2 separate regions of the Homo sapiens genome follow, and region 1 is linked to region 2. Evidence: read pairs that join two places in POLR2A ChIA-PET (ENCODE). Cell type or tissue: K562. All regions are shown on one strand. Each heading gives the region's core, and the rest is flanking DNA. Links, peaks and the distances in the headings are about the cores only. Region 1 has its middle 78 kb from the start of CTSL. Region 2 holds the start of SPATA31E1 (SPATA31 subfamily E member 1).

Region 1 (10,258 bases), core at 2,889-6,888, 80 kb before region 2:
ACATTCTACAAGATAACTGGTTTTGCATTTTTGCTCTATGGCTGGGTTTTTAAACCGCACCCCAGTGTTGAATGTCACACAACTGGAGCAAAGCCTCCTATTTTGGGTCATTTCTTCCAGGAATCACTTGCTGGGGGGTTGAATGTGTTCCTTGAATTATGATTACCCTCTGTGTCTGCGCACACATTCTCTGCCTTAGGTCCCCCAAACATTGTCTCCATGAGAACACCTTACTGCCTTTTCTCAATGGTTTTTGCACCCAGGAGGCCTGTTTGGAGCTGGTAACTCCACACCGCATGGAAAGCAGCCATCCTGAAGGCTGCCAGTAATAGCAGGTTAGTACCAGGTGCCCAGGGGGAGCGAAGAGGGACCCAGTCACCCAGGGCAGCGGGCACTGCACTCCAAAACTATCAGGCACTGGAAACAAAAGCAACACACAAGACAAAATGACAGCTTCTAAGGTGAGCCGAGAACTGCAGTTCAGAGCGTCACTTGAGGCTGTACGTGATTGTCACATGTCTGGAAATATTATCAGTAGTTGGCCCATTTCCACACTGCCTCCCAAGGCTCATACCACCTCCAAGAACTGGAATTTGGGACAGATGTGAGTTCCTGGTGCTCCTCACAGCCTCCTGCCTGGACTACTAGGGGCTCACCTCGCCTGCACTGTGGAGCTGCTGAGCAATGCACCTGGGGTACCCCTGGATGACCAGAGGGTTCAGCTGGTCCTGCACTTCGCACACAAACTGCTGCAGTGACATCAGCTGGTTGGGTCCATTGAGGTTCCACCAGGAAGGCAGCATGGAGATGATTTTCTCACACAGGTGAGTCATGGGAGGGCAGACCTAGAAGAAGCAGGGCAGGACAGGTTAACTCACCTGCAGCTGTGGGTGCCCTGAGCGGAGCTGCGGTGGAGAGGACATCTTTCATTCAGGTGCCTTGCAGGTGATTTGGTGAACAAATAAGCACGTTTATGCTTGAGTACTGGGACAGTTATTATTTTAGTTACCATCAAGTGGAATCAATTTATCAAATATAAGGTTTTATAGAGGCTCTTCAGTTCTACTGGAAATCTATTAAACAGATTTTGAGTCTTCCAAGAATGTTTTTGGAATTGTGGACTCAGTCACTCAATCAACTAATGTTCACCAACTCCTAATGTTTCACTCCCTCACTTCTTCCTCCCTCCCTCCTTTCTTCCCTCGCTGTCTCTCCCTCCTGTGACTGTTTCACTCATGTAATGACCACTTTATGAACAAAAAGAGGAAAAGAGCATGAGTATCATCATCAATGTCAGAGTGGGTTTTGACCAGTAAATTAGCATTCATGGGGACTGTTGTTGAAATATTGTTTCAAATTAGACCAATTCTTGGTAATTAGCTTGAAATGATTTTCTAACCTTTTAAGTTGGTTAAATAAATCAGCCTATGTTACAGATTCATATAATTGACGCACCTCCTGATTAGAAACCACACATGCCATGCCCTGCACTGCGCCGTTAATTCCACACTCCCCTCTCAAATCCTTTTATATCAACTAAATTCCACTCCCTATTCCCAAAACAGGATTCTCAGGGGTGAGTGCAGTTGACGTGGTGGGCTCCACCTGCCTGAGCTCAGGAGTTTAGGGGTTGGGTGGGGGGTATCTGAGAAGCAGCAGATCATGCCACAGCCCAGCTCAAAAATCTCCAGGGACACTCCCTCCTGCCTCAGGAATGCAGCCCCAATCCAGACCTGGTGGGGAAGTGCAGGGGCCCTCACAGACAGACCACTGTTAGTTCCTAGATCACCGCCCCTGGTTTCTGTGACAGATTCCTCCCAGGCCTCGCCGGACTACTCCCTTTGTGTTTCCCGAGAATTCCAAAAGCATGTCTGGATCCAGCGCCTGCTGTCGGGAGTGCAGGGTTTTGGAAGGGGGGCCCATAACAGGAGGTGGCCCCTGCTGGACAGCAGAGGGGCCCAGAGCTGACACTCAGGCTTGGGCAGTAGGAACCTTCTGAGAACGCGTTACCACTTTCCACTGGGATGTCTGCCCTTTTCTTACTAATTTTGGAGAGCTTTTTGAATATTATGGGTAGTAGTAACCCTCTAGCTGTGAAATGCATTGAGAATATTTTTTTCCAGGTCTATTTCACTTTGTAACTTTGTGGAATATATTTGCCAGAAAGTCTTTTTTTAAAAGTGTGTCAAATATGTACATTTTCTTTAAACATATCTAGGGTTTTAAAAGGTTTCTAAACTTCCAAGTCATTTTAAAAACAAGTTTTCCCAAATTTCCATTCAAGAGATTGTTGTATCATTTCACGGTGAAAAGCTCTAATCCATTTATCTTTATGCTCTGTAGTGAGCGGGAGTTCAACGTTGTTTACCTTTAGGCAAATAGCCAGCTGTGTCAAGATCGCTTATCAAACAAACATTTTCCCCATTAAATTGAAATAACATATTTTGCTTTCTATAACATTTCTGTAGATATTATGATTGACTTCTATACTCTCTAGGCTGTTCCTATAACTTATTTAATCATATTGATTATAGAGCCTTTATAATGTTTTATTTATTCTTCTATTAAAGTTATAAGATAGGAAACTCAATCTCCTTAGTCCCATTCAGATGCTAACTGGAACTCTATTAAATTTATATAACTCAGAGAAATTGAAACATCCAGTCCTATCTTGCTATCAGGGATAGCAATCTCCTTCCATTTTTTTCATCTACTATTTTATGTCCTTCAATAATTTTGTTAGTGACGGTTTTTCTACTTCTCTGAATTTTCTAAATATTCCACAATGTCACTTTGGAATTACTTTTGTAATTCGAGGGCAGGATCTGGGGGCCCAGGACAAGCTTCTCCTCTCTCTGCTGCCACAGCCAGTTCTGCTCCGGGGAGCTCAGGGGACACCAACTTTCCAGAGAACAAAATGCACATGGACTCTGATTCTGTCTATTCATTAGAGACAGAAAGTCATAGTTGATGCTGAGATACAGATGTAGGGAATGTTTTCTTTCAATGTTTCAGTATGTTCCTTGCTCTCAAATATTTCTGAAGGGTGAAGCTTTACATCTTCCCAGGACTACTTCATCCAGCAACCATGGCGTGCTCTGTGCAGCACCCCAGCTGGTCTCATGCCACTTGAACAGGAGTCCCCTGCCTGTGGGGTGTGGTCTGGTGCTGATGCACAGGCTCTAAGAGCATCAAGTGACTGTTGACTTGCCTGGCCCAGGGCTAGTGGCATCTTCTCTGGTGGCATCTTCCCATCCACCTCTGGGTCCAGCTGCTGAGCTGTGCCTTCTATCCAGGGCTCCCTCAGACTCAAGGCTGCAGGTGCACACCCCAGGTCAAGTTTTCCCCACACCGGGCAGGAGGAAAAGGTGCTATGGGGCCTGTGTGCACGGCCTCCTGCCTCTTTACAGCCTCAGGCAGATGCTGGTTTAACTGTAGGTGAAGCTCCTTATTTCCAGGTACTGGATAACACTCTGCCTACCCCTCTGGAGCCAATGGACCACCTGGGCATTAAGCAATGGGGGCCTCCATGGGGTTGCACACATCTCTTGTTCTTGCCAGGTCCTCCCAGAGGCTGCATGGCTTTGCTAGAGAGCTCTGAGACTGAATGTTGCCTCTGACATTGACTAGGCATGACCTTACCAGGGCCCACACACTCCAATGCATTTCTGCGCAGGGTACTGTCCTTCTCCCCTGGTTGGGAATGTCATCACAGAGCAGAATTTCACACCAGGGGCAGGACCTGCTTCTGAGGTCTCTCTCCTGTTCCAAGGGACTCTTGACTCTTGGAGTTGGAGTGCAGGTGGAGAACATCATGAAATCAGAGCCTGTGTCCCTCTAAGTGGAGCAGCTGCCGCCTCCCCGCTACCCAGCACCACGGAGGAAGGTGCATCCAGTGTGGAACAGGCTTCCCACAAGAAGCCAAATATCCACATTTTTAGGTGTGATCTCCTGATTTTTAAATGACAGTCAATGTCCCCCCTCCCCTCCTCATACTCAACAGAGCACTGCAGCTTGTAGGGGAGGCCCCCATCTGCTGTGTTCCTCTCGCCTGGGAAGACCCACCTCGAACTTCTGAGCCTTGGGTTACTTTCCTCTGAAATGGGCTCATGAGAGGACCGCACAGATCCTGGCAGTCAAATGACAGGCTCTGTGGACAGCGTCTGGAACCCGGGTGAGCACCAGCTACAGGACTCCCTAGGTCCTTCCCACTGGGCCTGGCTCCTATGGAGGGTCCCACATGTATTCTTGCCCAAGGCTCACTAAGTAATAGAGCCTGGACAGCCCCAGTCCAAGCACCGTCACATCTCCCCTGGTTGCCAAGATCATCTCCTATCAGGTCCCTCTGCTCCACCTCCTGACCCCGAGGCTCCAGTCTGAGCAGCTGGGGGAATTCCTAAACCTAAGGCAGATCTCGCACCAGCCAGCTTAACACACTTGGCCCAAACCCAGTCTCCTCACCCCCCAGGTAAGGTCTATAAAGCCGTGCCACCTCTCGGGTCACGTCGTCGGGGTCACGTCGTCGGGGTCACATCGCTCGCGCATCGTTCTCTGCCTGCACCTCCAGGCCCATCCTCTGGCCCTAGCCCAGTTACCCTCCTTCTTTGTTGTTTTATGCTTGAGCTCCTCCAACCCTTCACTACCTGGCCCCTTGCACTCCCTATTCCTCTGTCTTCCTCCAGCCCTTCCTCGGGCTGCTTCCTTCTTCTTGCCCTTCAGGTCTTGGTTTCAGTGTCACATCAGAGAGGTCCTCATCAGCCAGGTGAAAGTAGACTCCACCATCCTCTCATCTCACTTCATCCTGTTTCAATTCCCTGCATGGCACCTACCCCAGGAGGCAGCAACCCTTTCTGTAGAGGGCCAGATGGTCTCTGTGGCAACTCAACTCTGCCATGTATGAACACCAGCCGTAGACAAGAGCGTGTGGCCGTGTCTCAATAAAACTTTATTTACAGAAGCAGGTGGTGAGTTGTAGGCTGTTATTTATCACCCATTGATTCAACTTATGCTATCTGGCATTTTTCTGATCTGTTTCCTGGCTGGGTTCTGCCGATTTTGTTCACCGTGGTCTCTGCAGTGCCCAGAACAGCTCTTGGCATGCAGTAGACACTGGGAATATCTTTTCAGTGCATGAGTGAATCAGTGTTATTTGGTAACAGCATTGCTCTTTGAAGCCCTGGTGGATCTCCTAGTTTCTAGTTTCCTTTATTCCAGCACCAACTGTGGCAATTTATTTTCATTTTTCTCATCAGAAAAGAGGACTAAACATCTGCAAGCTAATGAGGAGACCATCCACGGTCTGGGAAGGCCAGATAAGAGCGCTGAGAGGCAATGTGGCCCCGCCCACGTGGCAGGGTGTAGTGAGAGCCCATGGATGGAGCAGCAACTCTTAATTATGCAAATGCAGCTTGCAGGTGGTGAATTTTTCATTCTGGGCAAACTCCCCCTTTTTTTTTTCACTTTTCAAAATATTCCTGGGCACCTTTCTTCACTATCTGATGAAGTAAAGGCACACTACTTTTAATATCAGCTCATGGAAAATCTGATTAGAAGGAGAATCAAACAGAATAAAAATATGCCAACTCCTGAAACTCTTATTTTAAAATCCGATAAGAATGGGACTTGCAGCGACTGTAGTAAAATGGATGCTGATATAAAATCAAGATGCATCCCCCATCACTACCTGTCATAGAAGGAGTCCCTCCTTTCTTTTAGAAGGAGAACTGGGTTTGGCTAAGCAACACCAGCATCCTCAGGCAGATATGGATAGCTGTGTTGATGGCCGATGTGACACCTCGGTTCTTGTCTTCTTGGTTTAAAAGAATTTAAACAAAAGGCACACAGCAAAGGAGATGAAGCATAGAGTGATTTTATTGCAAAGGAGAAAGAATATTTTGAAAGTTAGGTGCAGAAGAGACAGTACACCCTTAGAGAGAGGGAGTTCGGGGCGGCTGCTCCTTAGGGTGAGAGGGTGAGACAGCATTGATCGTTGTTGGAGAAACCCCCTTTATGGGAGTCTTACATGATTATTAATAGGGAGGTGGGAAGAGGTTTTGCTAATAAGCATGTTCTGGGTGGTCTTCTGGGTGCACATGTGTAGTAACTGTACATGCTGGTTCATATGTCCCATGTCTCATTAACATCTTAAATCTCTACCCAGTGGTGGTTTTTTTCTTTTTTCTTTTTTTTTTTTTTTGGAGATGGAGTCTTGCTCTGTCACCCAGGCTGGAGTGCAGTGGCACAATTCTGGCTCACTGCAACCTCTGCCTCTGGGGTTCAAGCAATTCCCCTGTCTCAACTTCCTGAGTAGCTGGGATTACAGGTGCACGCCACCACACCCGGCTAATTTTTTGTCGTTTTAGTAGAGACAGGGTTTCACCATGTTGCTCGAGCTGGTCTTGAACTTCTGAGCTCAGGCAATCCACTCGCCTTGGCCTCCCAAAGTGCCAGGATTTCAGGTGTAAGCCACCGCGCCTGGCCATGTTTTTTACAATTATGAGCAAAGGGTCATTTTGAGGAGAGGTAAAATCAAAATGTGCATGCTGTCTAGAAGGGAAACTCCCCACTGAAGATAGCGTTGCTTGTGTGAGCTCAATTACAATGCAAATGCTAAGACTTACTGTGTTGGCTGTACGGTCACTGGTAACTGTGGTTGCTGCATCCCAAAAACATGGCCATTTCCTTGACTACCTATCCTGCCTCAGCTGCACTGGGCTTTGTTTTATTGGTAGCAGTGAGCACAGAGGAGTAGAAGGTGCAACCTCCTTCTGCAATAAGGTGGTACCTACAGCCAGGGTGGAGGTGTGGGGGCTATTAGAGACCCCTAAAACAATGGTGAACTGGTCAGCTACCTCTGGTGGGCAGGCAGGCATCGATCTGTAGCATTTGCTGATTCTTGTGGTGTAAATGCTCCCACCCTGGCTGATTTCAAGTACCCCGTGTGATGTCACTGAGTTGGGAAGACATGCACGGCTCTCAGGGACATCACTGGAGGCTCCTGCACACCACTGCCCTAGTTCACTTCCTGTGAACTTTCAGAGTAGATCCCACACAGATCAGCCCCTGGCCCATGTTCTTTCTTTCCCCGGGAACTCCAACCTTGGCCTCAGTCACCTTCAATGCTGTCCTGCCCCACCCATTTGGGGAGCTCACTTGGGCCCCTGGAATGCCCTGTCTGCAAGGTCCTATTTCCCATGGGGCAGCCCCCTGCACTGTCTAATAATGAAAACAGCTAGTCCCTCTCCCCTGCCCATCCTCCATTGGTCCAGGGAAACAAGAAGACTTTGGTTTTCTTTCCAGATGCCCAGTCCCATTGATTCTCTAGCAAATGTAGTTTAAAAACACATTCCTAGGCAATGTCAACTGATGAGAGCCGGGAACACAGAAAGTATTTCTTTTGCTCATTTGGCCCATTTGGAAACCAAATAACATGGCCACCTCCTTCAGCTCTTCCGGATACAGACCTCTCCCCACCACTGTGTGAGATCTACTCTGATCCAGCTCCACAGTGGCTCTTGCAGAGTATGGCAGCAACCCAGGGGGCATCAGACAATGTGTGTAGGTATTGTTTTGGTTTTCACAATATGGGGCTATAGGGGATGCTAGCATGTTAGATGCTTGGCAGCCACAGACAAGAAATATCCTGTAAGGACAGGAGTTCCTACTCACCCAAATCCCCAAAGGCATCCAGTGAGAAACACCGAGAAATATCAAGAGAAAGGACATGGAAAGGAAGAAAATGGTCCTAAGATGCTCTGAAGGGTGAATGACCTCTTCTTCCCCTTCCCTCTCCCACATCACGTGCCCCATTGTCTCCTGCTCAAGGTGACCCGAGTCAGAACTGCAGGTCAGCCCCTTCCTGGCTTCCTCCGCAGGCACTGTCTGCTCCTGAACTCCCACCACAATCCTCAGCGATGCATTCTCCAAAGAAGCCGCTGTGACAGCTGTCATTTTCAAAAACCAAATTCCAGTACCGGGTGTGCCCAGGTGCCAAGCAGTTATTTGTGTGGGGATTTATGTTCACCCACAAGGAAGACAGACTGTGATTAGCAATGCTTGGCAAACAATTCATCCCATTATGGCTAATCCAGACGCTAAAGTCAAGAGCCCACTGAGGGATGACGAAGGTAAACAACCTCAAGGGGCTCCTTGAACATGGAGTCTAGAAGATTCTGCTGAAGGTAACGGGGATACCAAGTCCTCACAGCTCCACAGATGCTGGAAGCATTCATATGCACTTCACGTGTCCATCAGTGGATGAATGAGTTTTTATATGTGGCATATATTCATAGTGGAATACTGTTCAGCCTTAAAAAAGAAGGAAATGCTATGATTTCCCACAAGACAGCTAAGCCTGGAGGGCAACGCATTGAGTGAAATAGGCCAGACACAGAAAGAGAAATATTAATACTAAATGTCTCCCTTCTACGTGGAATCTAGTAGAGTTGAACTCATAGAAGTAGAGAGTAGAATGGTGCTTACCCTGAGATTGGGGTATGGTTAGGGAGACGTTGATCACAAGATACAAAATTTGTTAGACAGGAGGGAAAAAAAGGAAGAAGGATGGCCAAAGACCCATCATTCTCCTCTACTAAAAAAACTCCAGAAATTCAGACTTAGTAACTCCCTCCCTGAATGTCTTTCCAATGCCCCAAGTGACCTCGATGCTCCATAGACAACGCCTTCAACAGCAAAGTGCTTCCGGGGGTGGGAGCAAGCTGACCTTCCCTAGAATCCTGACTATAGATTCTGTTTAGAATGTGGGGTCTCATTTTGAGAAGCTCTTAGTATTTAACATTCACAAGAAGTTCACAGGTTCAAGAAAACATAGAACAATATTCAGGGTAAAGAGAAGCAGCAGAGATTGGCTGGGTGTGACGGCTCACACCTGTAATCCCAGCACTTAGGGAAGCTGAGGCGGGCAGATCACCTGAGGTCAGGAGTTCGAGACCAGCCTGGCCAACATGGTGAAACCCCCATCTCTACTAATAATATAAAAGATGGTGGCAGGCGCCTGTAATCCCAGTTACTTGGGAGGCTGAGGAAGGAGAATCTCTTGAACCTAGGAGGCGGAATTTGCATTGAGCCAAGATTGTGCCACTGCACTCCAGCCTGGGGGACAAGAATGAGACTCCATCTCAAAACAAAACAAAACAAAACAAACAAACAAAGCAAAAGAGAAGCAGCAGAGATAGAGACACCTGGTCAGTGTGGCCAGAGCATCCTGGGAGAAAATGCACTGAACGACAGAGGGGGCAAATGCAAGTGGGTGGTGAGGAAAGGATCAAGGCAGACAGAAAGGACACCGCTCAGATAAACCTGCTAACTTGGGAGAAAATAATAGAGACAGGAGACAGCCAAATGCCACCCAGGTCATTGTGCACAGGGGGCTTGCCTAAACATGCCCACGGTGAAAAATTCCTTCCCTTAACACATGCGCAGTAAGGGAAATAAAACAATGTGGAGTGGCTCAGACTAAGGGCTGGCCTCTGCACTAGGGGAAAGGGGGGGTGGAGATACCAGGAATTTACGCCTTATGCAGCGGGGAGAAGCCTGTACTCTTCATCTCGTGTGTGGTGGCCTGGTATTCAGTCTGTGAGGTGGGAGCCTGTTGGCAGGATCCCCCTTTTTTTTTTTCACTGAGGCTTTCTTTTAATAAATTCTGCTCTCCTCACCTTTCAATGTGTCCATGTGCCTAATTTTTCCTGGTCATGAGACAAGTACCTGGGTTTTAGCTGAACTAAGGAGCACAAAATTCTGCATCTGAAGGACTGAATCGAAGAGGAAAAGAGGAGAAAGAAAGCTGAACGCTGAGGAATGCCACTAGGTCCGAAATTATTTGAAGTCAATGAAAATCAGTCACCTGTAGATGTGATTTTGGTTTGTTGATAGGAGGAACAGTATTTGCCATAGTGTTTAGAGTATTGATATTTTGAGGAAAATTTCTCATTTGTGGCTTGATTGGTTAGCTCCCTCTGAAAAACATTTTGTTCATGAATTCTATTTAAATTTGTGAGCTTTGTAACAACTTGAGGAGGTTGATCTAGCATGTAGGATTTTTTTTTTTAATGAGTTCTTGCTCTGTTGTCCAGGCTGGAGTGCAGTGGCGTGATCACAGCTCACTGCAGTGTCAACCTCTCCAGATTCAGGCGATCTTCCCACCTTAGCCTCCCCAGTAGCTGGGACTACGTTTGCATGCTACCACGCCCAGCTAGTTTTTGTATTTTTTGTAGACATGTAGTATTGTCACATTGCCCAG
Region 2 (10,258 bases), core at 2,026-6,025:
ACACTGAAATGTACCTCAAGGTCTCTACTGAGACATTCAGACATTGACTATGATAAGGCTGTGCAGCTGAGGTGCACGAATTTCACGTGTATGCAACATGAGAGATATTTGCAGGAAGTTAAGCTTCACGATGGGAAATGCCTGTGTGGGTGTATTTGTTTGTTTTAAATACTTAAGGATGATCAGAGACTATGGGGGGAAAAGCTGTTCTTCCTAAGAGAAATTCACTCTCATTTTCTAAGGAATTCTTCCCCTTTCCTCTGCTTCCCTGCAGGAAACGTGGAGTGAGACCAAAGCTGTGACTCCAGTCCACACCAGAGCCCAGGAAGACTCCCAGGACCCTGGAGATGCCTGAGGACCAGGGGCTTGTGGTATGCGGGAAGGAGGGTTCTACAGTCACCATGAGGAACAGCAATTGGCTGTAGTAAAATACGGACTGACAAAGGCAGGAAGGCAAAAGGCACCCAGGTTCGCCCAGGTGAGATGAGAGGCCCAGTTCTTCCGAGGTAGGTGTGGTGTCCCTCAAAAGCCCCCAGGGTTCTGTTGTGGGCACCACAGTGTCTGGAAGTGTGTGTGGTTGGCGGGGCGGGGGGGGGGTTTGTCAAGGAAGGGCCTTGAGGCTCATTTCCCCTGCAGCAGCAGGAGCAAGGGGCTGGCACTGGGAAGCCTCGCCCTCGTTGCAGCAGGCAGGTGGGTGGATGGTTGGATGAACAGCATAACCCTGCAGTGAAGTCTGTGGAGGGAACAGAGGTGCATGGATGGAGACATGCACACAGCCCACCAGAGACTGGGAACCCCCACACCCACATGGTCCTCTCATTTATCCAGAAAGGCGAACATCAGGTTTGAGGAGGAATGGAACCTAAAACAAATCTTTTCCCTAAATGTGGAGCTGATGCGACCAGTTGTCTCTGCTCTCCAGTTCCTGTTTCTCACACAGAGCGCACCTACTGACCTGGCAGTGGCTTGTTGGGAGGCGATTCCTTGCATGCCCAAGCCCAATTGCATAGGTCAAGATGAGACCCACTTCTCAGGCTTCAGTTCCCTGCAAATGAAGTAGAACTTAGGACCCCCATACTTCCCAGTGATCCTAGCAGGCGTCACTGGGGTCTCCACTCTTGCCAGTTAACCCAGTTGACCACATTAGGGACTGTCATGCCTCCCCAGTGACAATCTCATAAAGGAGGAAGAGACTGTAGACAGATAAAAGCAGCAGTAGATGAAGCAGATATGCTCTTGAAGATGCATGTTCATGAGAACAGACCCAAATAGACTCAGATGGTCTCACTCCCATTGAGGCTATATAGAACGCATGACAAAGATATACATGATTTTCAAGGCCACTTTTCAAGTATTAAATAAATGTATCACATAGTGATTAAAAAGTGCAATCTCTAATCCTGAGTTTCTGCTGCCCAAAAGATGTCTAATAGTATAATGAGAACATTTCCTCCAGGGCTCAAAGTATGCTCCCTATCAGGTACAGGCCAGACATGAGGCCCCAGTGGTCTGGAGCAGGCAGGAGGTGAAAAACAGGACACACTGTGGAGCAGAGAATACAAATGGGAGGCCGAGGCGGGCGGATCACAAGCTCAGGAGTTCAGGACCAGCCTGGCCACTATGGTGAAACCTGGTCTCTACTAAAGATACAAAAATTAGCTGGGCATGGTGGCACACTTCTGTAGTCCCAGCTACTTGGGAGGCTGAGGCAGGAGAATCGCTTGAACCCAGGAGGCAGAGGTTGCAGTGAGCCGAGATCATGCCACTGCACTCCAGCCTGGGCAACAGAGTGAGACTCCGTTTCAAAAAAAAAAAAAAAAAGAATATGTACGGAGGACACGAGTGATCTCAGAAGAGTCTGCTGAACACTGGACTTGAGCCTGGCACGGAATGCCCAGTCCCGCTCTCCACCCAAAGGAGCTGGACCTCAGATCACCCCAAACCACTCCTGGCTCATGGTGGAGCACACATGTTCCAAAACTTAGGAAAGTGAGGACTGTATTTGGGGCAGAGAAAGAAAAAATGGATCAGGACAACATATGAAAGATCTAAAGAAAATAAGTAAAGGCTTAATTATTGTTTTGAAAATAATTTGTCAAAGTGTTTGAGGTTTTTTTACAGCAAGCTCCATAATTCGGTAACTCAAAATTATGTTCCTAATATAAAAATGTCATTTGGAGGTTTAATTATTTGTAATTTTTATACTTTTTAGTTTTGTAAATTTAAGAGTTCTATTCTGGGTTGATGAAAGTAGAAAATGTAAGGTGTGGGAAAATTACAAAAACAGAGGAGATTCTGAAATAATCCTTAAGAAACCACCTAAATTCCTAGGAGAATTTCACAGTTTCAAAGGCTATGAAATGGGTGGGCTCAGGCCTAGATCTCCAAGGTACAAGGAGAGCCAGGTGACACCTGTGTTCCAGGGGAAGAGAATAGAAAATGGACTGAGGACTGTCTCTGACAGGGTGAGCAGCTGGAGTGGGAAGGAGCGATTTGGGGGACCCAGGAGGGTGGAGGGACTGGGGGCTGGGAGCTGAGGGCGGGGCTGTGCTTCAGCCTCCTCCTCCCACTGCCCCTCCCCCACCCCCAGGAGCCCTTTGTGAGGAGGAGGCCCCAGCTGTGTGATACAAGCCTGGGCCCCAGTCCCTAGTCCCAAAGGGGATGCCCAGAGCTCAGTTGCTTGAAGGCGATGGGAAATCTCGTCATCCCTCTAGGGAAGGGCAGGGCAGGCAGGGTTGAGAGTGGGCAGAGGATTCCACCCCCAGCTCCCAGACCATCTGTGGAGTGCACAGGAGACGACATTGCACTTCAGATGGAGAAAATGCTCTTTCCTCTGAAGAGCCCTAGTGCCACATGGCTGAGCCCTAGCTCCACTCCCTGGATGATGGATTTCATCCTCACCAGTGTGTGTGGCCTAGTGCTCCTCTTCCTATTGCTCCTCTACGTCCACAGTGACCCACCCTCACCCCCGCCCGGGAGGAAGAGGAGCAGCAGGGAGGTAAGGAGTCCTCAGCCCAGCCCCACAGAGAAAGATTCTCTCTTCTTTTCCTCCCCTCATTTCCACTTTTCCTAAGCAATGTGAGACCCTTCTGTGATGGGAAATCTCGTCATCCCTCTAGGGAAGGGCAAGGCAGGCAGGGGTGAGAGTGGGCAGAGGATTCCATCCCGAGCTCATCTGTGGGGTGCACAGGAGGCGTCAGGGCAAAAACCAACACTGGACTCAGTGGCAAGGACCGGGTCAGGAGAGGGGTGAGGTCTCTGTGGGAGGAGAGGCCCCAGCCCTGGCTCATCACCCCCTTCCTGGGGCAGGTGCCTGGGGGCCCAGCCTCCTCTGTATGATCTGGGTGTGATCTGGGAGCTGTGCTGAGCTCCTGAGAGCCTCCCAGTAGAGCCTGGATTCGCCTGTGGCTGCACCCCGGCCACATGTGCTTTTTCCTCCTTCACCACAGCCCCATGGTACCCTGGCCTCCTCTCCATTCTCATCCAAAGCAGAATCCTACTGGCAGCTCAGAGGCGCCTGTGGGCCTGAGCCTAGGTGTTCCTTGAGCGGAGGAGCAGGGACTGGGGACAGCCAGGTTGGAGTCACACAGACAACCCTTCCTTGCATTTCCCTAAGAAGGAAAACAGAAAACATTTCATTCACGGTAAACATGAGTAAAAAGCACACACAGAGCTCCCTGAGCTAGAGGCTGAGAGCCGTGTCCCTCATGAGCACTGCGTGTGTGCAGCTGGTCTGGGGAGAGGAGACTGAGAACTGGTCCCAGCCCCTCATCCTTTCTTGCCTCTCAGCCTCAAAGGGAGAGAAGCGGGAGGTCCAGGAGCAGGAAGATCTCAGCTCTGAAAGGTGAGGCTCTGCTGCCCCCCGGGACTCCCCAGAGGTAACTGAGCTTTGCCTGTCCCTGAGGAAGTCATTTGCAGAGGCCTGAGAGGGAAGCTCCTGGGAGAGAAATCAGAACCTGCGGCCTCCTCAGATTCCCTGCGGGAATGAAGCCACGGGCCTGGGACCGGTATTGCCCATAAGGGGGCGGTGTGGGGAAGGGACCAAGGCCTGCCTGGATATGGGGGGAGGTCAGGGAGGCTCCAGGTCCATGTGGACAGCTGTTCACCTCAGCAATGGCTGACTCCTCTTTGAGACCACCCATTTGCTCTCCCAACAAGATGGTTGTGACACCGATGAGGGGGTGGACGTGGAAGCACTTTTTGCAAATGACAAAGTGCTGCACAGTGGAAACCTTCCTGTCACCATTGGGGCCATGTGGCCTCGGACACAGATGCGAGGGCTTCAGGGTCTAGTCCCCCATGGTGTCCCCTAAAAAGACATCCACTCAGCCTCCATGAGGTTCCCAGGCACCGCCCTCTCCACCATAACCCTGTCTCCTGATTTCCAGCTTGCAGAATCCTCCTGAGGGAGCTGGAGGAGACTCGGGACCTGAACTACCTTCTGGAAAGGTGAGGAGCTTCCCCCTTCTGTCCCTGTCCTCCTTCCTACCAGGGCCTCTGATGCAACCCTACGGCCTGGTGGTGATCTGGGAGGGGGAGGTCCCGGGAAGGGGACAGGAGGGGACTGAAGCCCTGGGGCAGGCTTAGGCAGAGCTTTATGAAGTCAGCAGTTGGGGAGGTGGAGGAACCGGGGGCCCCAGGTGCCCACCCGTCCCAGCTTCCCGGCCCCATCTACCCCTGGCTGCAGCTTGTGCCTCTTGTCTCCTGCAGCCACCTGAGGAAGCTCGCTGGCGAAGGCAGCTCCCACCTGCCCTTAGGTGGAGACCCCCTGGGGGACGTGTGTAAACCAGTGCCTGCTAAGGCCCACCAGCCGCATGGGAAATGCATGCAAGATCCGTCTCCTGCCAGCTTGTCCCCACCAGCTCCCCCAGCTCCTCTGGCCTCCACCCTGTCACCAGGCCCGATGACCTTCTCAGAGCCTTTTGGACCACACTCAACCCTGAGTGCCTCCGGGCCACCAGAGCCCTTGCTTCCCCTAAAATGCCCTGCAACCCAGCCACATGTGGTTTTTCCTCCTTCACCACAGCCGCATGGTCCCCTGGCCTCCTCTCCACCTCCACCCGACTCCAGCCTGGCTGGACTTCAGTGTGGCTCCACAACATGCCCCGTCCCCCAGAGCTCCCCTCTACACAACCAGGTGCTGCCTCCTCCAACCAGGGTGATCTCTGGCCTGGGGTGCTCCAGCGATCCCATCTGGGACCTCTATTGCTGGAGGGAGGCTGCCACCACCTGGGGCCTCTCCACCTACTCACATGGCAAATCCCAGCCACGGCATCTTCCCGACCACACCTCAGAGGCTTCCTTCTGGGGAGACCCCACACCCAAGCACATGGAGGTAGGTGGCTGCACATTCATCCACCCTGACGTGCAGAAGCTGCTGGAGACCCTCATCGCCAAGAGAGCACTGATGAAGATGTGGCAGGAGAAAGAAAGAAAACGGGCCGACCACCCGCACATGACATCACTGGGGAAGGAGTGGGACATCACGACCCTAAATCCCTTCTGGAACGTGTCAACCCAGCCACAGCAGCTGCCCCGTCCTCAGCAAGTCTCTGATGCCACAACCGTGGGGAACCACTTACAGCAGAAACGCAGCCAGCTTTTCTGGGACCTCCCCTCTCTCAATAGCGAGTCCCTGGCGACCACAGTCTGGGTTTCTAGGAACCCTTCCTCACAGAATGCACACTCTGTACCACTGGATAAAGCCTCCACTTCTCTTCCAGGTGAACCTGAGGTTGAGGCATCCTCACAGCTTTCCCAGGCACCGCCCCAGCCCCACCACATGGCCCAGCCCCAACATTTCACTCCAGCCTGGCCCCAGTCCCAGCCCCCACCTTTGGCTGAGATCCAGACCCAGGCCCACCTCTCACCCCCTGTCCCAAGCCTGGGGTGCTCTTCTCCACCCCAGATTAGGGGCTGTGGGGCATCTTACCCTACATCCCAGGAGAGGACACAGTCTGTCATCCCCACTGGAAAGGAGTATCTTGAATGGCCCTTGAAGAAGCGACCAAAGTGGAAGAGGGTTTTGCCCTCTCTCCTCAAAAAGTCTCAGGCTGTTCTGAGCCAGCCCACTGCCCACCTTCCCCAAGAGAGGCCGGCCTCCTGGAGCCCCAAGTCAGCCCCCATCCTTCCCGGGGTTGTCACCAGCCCTGAGCTCCCAGAGCACTGGTGGCAAGGAAGGAATGCCATCCACCAGGAGCAGTCCTGTGGCCCTCCCAGCAGATTGCAGGCATCTGGGGACCTGCTACAGCCTGATGGGGAATTCCCAGGGAGGCCCCAGAGTCAGGCAGAAGACACGCAGCAGGCCCTCTTGCCCTCCCAGCCTTCTGACTTTGCAGGGAAGGGCAGGAAGGATGTGCAGAAGACCGGGTTCAGGAGCTCCGGAAGGTTCTCTGACAAGGGGTGCTTAGGGTCCAAACTAGGGCCGGACCCAAGCCGGGATCAAGGCTCAGGAAGGACCTCAGTGAAGGCTCTGGACGAAGACAAGGAGGCAGAAGGTGACTTACGGAGGTCCTGGAAGTACCAATCAGTAAGTTCCACACCCAGGGACCCAGACAAGGAGCATCTGGAAAACAAGCTGCAAATCCATCTGGCCAGGAAGGTAGGGGAGATCAAAGAGGGCTGGATCCCCATGCCTGTGCGTCGCTCCTGGCTCATGGCCAAATGTGCTGTTCCCAAGTCTGACACCCACAGGAAACCTGGGAAGCTGGCATCCTGGAGGGGTGGGAAAGCCCACGTGAACACCTCCCAGGAGCTTTCCTTCCTCCATCCCTGCACCCAGCAGATACTGGAAGTACATCTTGTAAGGTTCTGTGTGAGGCACAGCTGGGGTACAGACCTCCAGTCCCTGGAGCCCATAAATGTCTGGTCAGGTGAGGCTCAGGCCCCGCCCTTCCCACAATCCACCTTTACCCCCTGGGCCTCCTGGGTATCTCGGGTTGAATCTGTACCCAAGGTTCCCATTTTCCTGGGAAAACGTCCTCAGAATGGTCCAGGAGACAACAGAACAACAAGCAAGTCAGTCCCGACCGTGAGTGGCCCTCTCGCTGCCCCACCGCCTGAGCAGGAGGGAGTCCAGAGGCCCCCGAGAGGGTCCCAGTCAGCTGATACCCATGGGCGATCAGAGGCCTTTCCGACTGGACACAAGGGCAGGGGGTGTTCTCAGCCCCCAACATGCAGCCTTGTGGGCAGAACCTGGCAGAGCAGGACTGTCCTGGAATCCGGGAAACCCAAACCCAGACTAGAGGGGAGTATGGGTTCAGAAATGGCTGGGAACGAGGCATGGCTTGAGAGTGAGAGCATGTCCCCAGGAGACCCCTGTAGTAGCAGAGCCCTGCAAGTGCTCAGCATAGGGTCCCAGTGGGCAAGGGCTGAAGATGCCCTGCAGGCACTGAAAGTGGGGGAGAAGCCCCCAACTTGGGAAGTCACCTTGGGAGCCAGTGTGAGGGCAAGTTCGGGAAGTGTTCAGGAGGATCTGAGGAGCACAGGGGCTCTGGGGACCACTGGTAACCCCTCAGCGTCTTCAGTCTGTGTTGCTCAGGATCCAGAGCAGCTGCACCTGAAAGCGCAGGTGGTCAGTGAGATTGCGCTCATAGTGCAGGTGGACTCAGAGGAGCAGCTGCCAGGCCGTGCCCCGGGCATCCTCCTCCAGGACGGCGCCACAGGCCTGTGCCTTCCAGGCCGCCACATGGACATGCTCACTGCCGCAGACAGGCTGCCCACTCAAGCCCCTCTGTCCACCTCCCAGAGTGTGTCTGGTAAGAACATGACAGCTTCCCAGGGGCCATGTGCCCTCCTATGGAAGGGAGGGGACAGTCCAGGGCAGCAGGAGCCTGGGAGCCCAAAAGCAAAGGCCCCACAGAAGAGTCAGAAGACGCTGGGCTGTGCGGACAAGGGCGAGGCCCACAGGAGGCCCAGAACAGGGGAGCAGGGACACAGGTCCAAGGGACCCAGGACCTCTGAAGCCAGTGGGAGGAGCCACCCTGCCCAAGCCAGGGAAATAGGAGACAAACAAGAAAGGAAATACAACCAGCTTCAGCTGGAGAAGGGACAGACACCACCAGAAAGCCACTTCCAGAGAAAGATCAGTCACCATCCACAGGGTCTACACCCCAGGAAAGGAGGCACACGGTGGGAAGATGTCCTGCAGAAAGGCAAGCCTGGGGCAGATGCTTTCCAGAGCTGGGGGTCTGGCCCACCAAGGCAGTTTATGGACTGCATGGCTGACAAAGCCTGGACCATCAGCAGAGTTGTGGGACAAATCCTGGTGGACAAACTGGGGCTTCAGTGGGGACGAGGTCCCTCAGAGGTCAATCGCCACAAAGGTGACTTCCGCGCCCAGGAGAATGTGCCTTCCTGCTGCCACAGGGGTCACTGCCACCAAGAACGTAGCAGAGAGATGAGAGCTCTGGCCTGCAGCCCTAAAGCCACCCCCAAGGGCCACCACTGTCCTGTCAAAAACAGGGGCATCAGAGACAGAGACAGCAGTTGGGCCCCACCTCCCAGGGAGCCTGTGTCCCCAGCTGGTCCCCACCACCACAGGCCAAGAATGGCAAGCACCTCGGGCGGCCCCCATCCACAGCTGCAGGAACTGATGTCTGCACAGAGGTGTCTTGCCTCCTGAACTAGACCAGTCTTCTTGCATGTCTCCTGGGGGAGACAGGGGGTTCTACTCAAATAAAACTGATGCCTACACAATAAACCTGTCCTGCGTGGGTGATCACAGCCGCCATGTGTTCATGACGTTCACGGAGAAGTTCCCAATATACCTGCTTTCCCTGCAGAGGGCGTGGCTTCTGTCTGTGCCATGCTAGGGGGCAGGAAAGGGCACAGCATCTGCCCCTTCTGAGTGCGGCTTCCAGAATGGCTGGGCCTGGAGAAGGCTGGCAGGGACGTGGAGGACCCCCTCTTCTCCCTGTCCAGGGAGAAACCATGTCTGGTTTCCAAACTGTATCATGACCCAGAGCCTTCAGGACGTGTAAGGACAGCAAACCCTATGGAGACCCCACCCGGGCTCTGGCTCACTGCATCTTCGTTCTCACTAAGGTAACTTCTGTGCTGCTGTCGGAGCTGGGTCTGCAAGGGCCTTATGGACTGAGAGGGTGGCAGGCTCCCCTCAGGCTGGAGGAGTGATGGATCCCAGCAGCCTCCCTGCCCCGTGGTAGCCTGGGAATGTGGGGGTGTCCTGTACTGGCCCTGGGTGAGAGAAGGGACAGCTCCTTCTCAGATGTCCTGGTGGGGAAGAAATGACACCCTCCCCAGACCCCTCCCTACCTGCTGAGTTCTGGGATGGACCTGGGCCCCACCAGCACTTGGTTCAGCCTTGTTAACACCCCTGGGTTTGCGTCTGGTGTCCCCTGCCTCACTCTCCAGAGCAGTCTCCCAGCCCACTAGTGTGGGGTGTCTGTTTCAGGAGGCACCCAGGGCTGCTGCCTGCCCCTCTGGTGGGACTCTGTGGTTAGGAACCGCAGGAGGAGACCTTAGGCCCAGGGTGAGAGGTCGTGAGAAGAATCAGGGAAGACGAACGTAAGTTCGCAAGTGCAGGACCCACAAGCTGCCCACAGCTGTAACCAGGGTCCTCATAGTCTGGTGACCATGACAAGCAAAGGTGGTCAGTGCCACTCCCAGGGGAGAGGGACCCAGAAGGCAAGGGCTGGCCTGGTTACACAGCACATCTATGGCTCCAAGCCCAGGTGCTGGCAGGGGACACATTGGGGCTCAGAGGATCTGGTCACATGGTTGGCAGGGACAGTCCCCGCAGGGCACAGTCCTGGGCTCCTCCGTCCTGGTGCTGGGTCCCTCCTGTCCATCCCCAAGGAAGGCAGGAGCAAATGCAGGAGCTGGTTCCCCAGAGGGCTCTGCCCAGGGGCCTTCTGCCCAGGGAGAGCTCTGCACCTGCAGGGGCTGTGGAGGCTGAGGACAAGGGGACAGGCCTGTACCCAGGCGTGGCGGGACCCATGCTGGGGACCTGTTTGGAAAAGGCCCTGGTGTCACTTTGGGTGCCCAGGCTACTGCTGGAGCCAAGTCCTGTCTGGGGTGGTGACCTGGGCAGCTCCAGTGTGGGCCCAACATCTATGGGACCCAGGATCCTGGAACCCGCCAGCAGAGGAGCCCCACAGAGACCCCCATGTACACCCCCAAACTCAAAGATTCCCACAGAGACCCCACATTCATAGAGATTTCAGAGATTCCCCACAGTGACCCCCAGAGACCCCAACAGAGAATCTGACCGAGATCCCCCCATGAAGACCCCCCAGAA

What was found. Peaks named below come from ENCODE experiments on the same cell type or tissue, not always from the same donor. Only the 100,000 strongest peaks of a DNase experiment are listed, where the experiment ranks them.
Region 1: POLR2A ChIA-PET joins it to region 2 with 5 read pairs; 2 of 35 experiments call an interaction of 5 or more read pairs at or near these places.

The regions. Positions count from the first base shown.
Region 1 is chr9:87,798,851-87,809,108 of GRCh38, forward strand. It overlaps the pseudogene LOC100420576. Among named protein-coding and RNA genes, the nearest start is that of CTSL, 78 kb to the left of the region's middle. RefSeq lists an enhancer at 1,381-1,881. In K562, for the core only: no CTCF peak of the experiment used is centred there; a DNase peak (open chromatin) is centred at 5,331.
Region 2 is chr9:87,880,203-87,890,460 of GRCh38, forward strand. SPATA31E1 (SPATA31 subfamily E member 1) reads left to right here and starts at 2,675. Exons shown (of 4, transcript NM_178828.5): 1 at 2,675-2,998; 2 at 3,790-3,844; 3 at 4,389-4,449; 4 at 4,711-8,701. The coding sequence starts at 2,690. The coding sequence ends at 8,623. All of the region lies in intron 3 of LOC497256 (a long non-coding RNA gene), which reads right to left. In K562, for the core only: a CTCF peak has its summit at 4,010 (motif pointing right); a DNase peak (open chromatin) is centred at 4,049; H3K27me3 peaks cover 1,201 bases.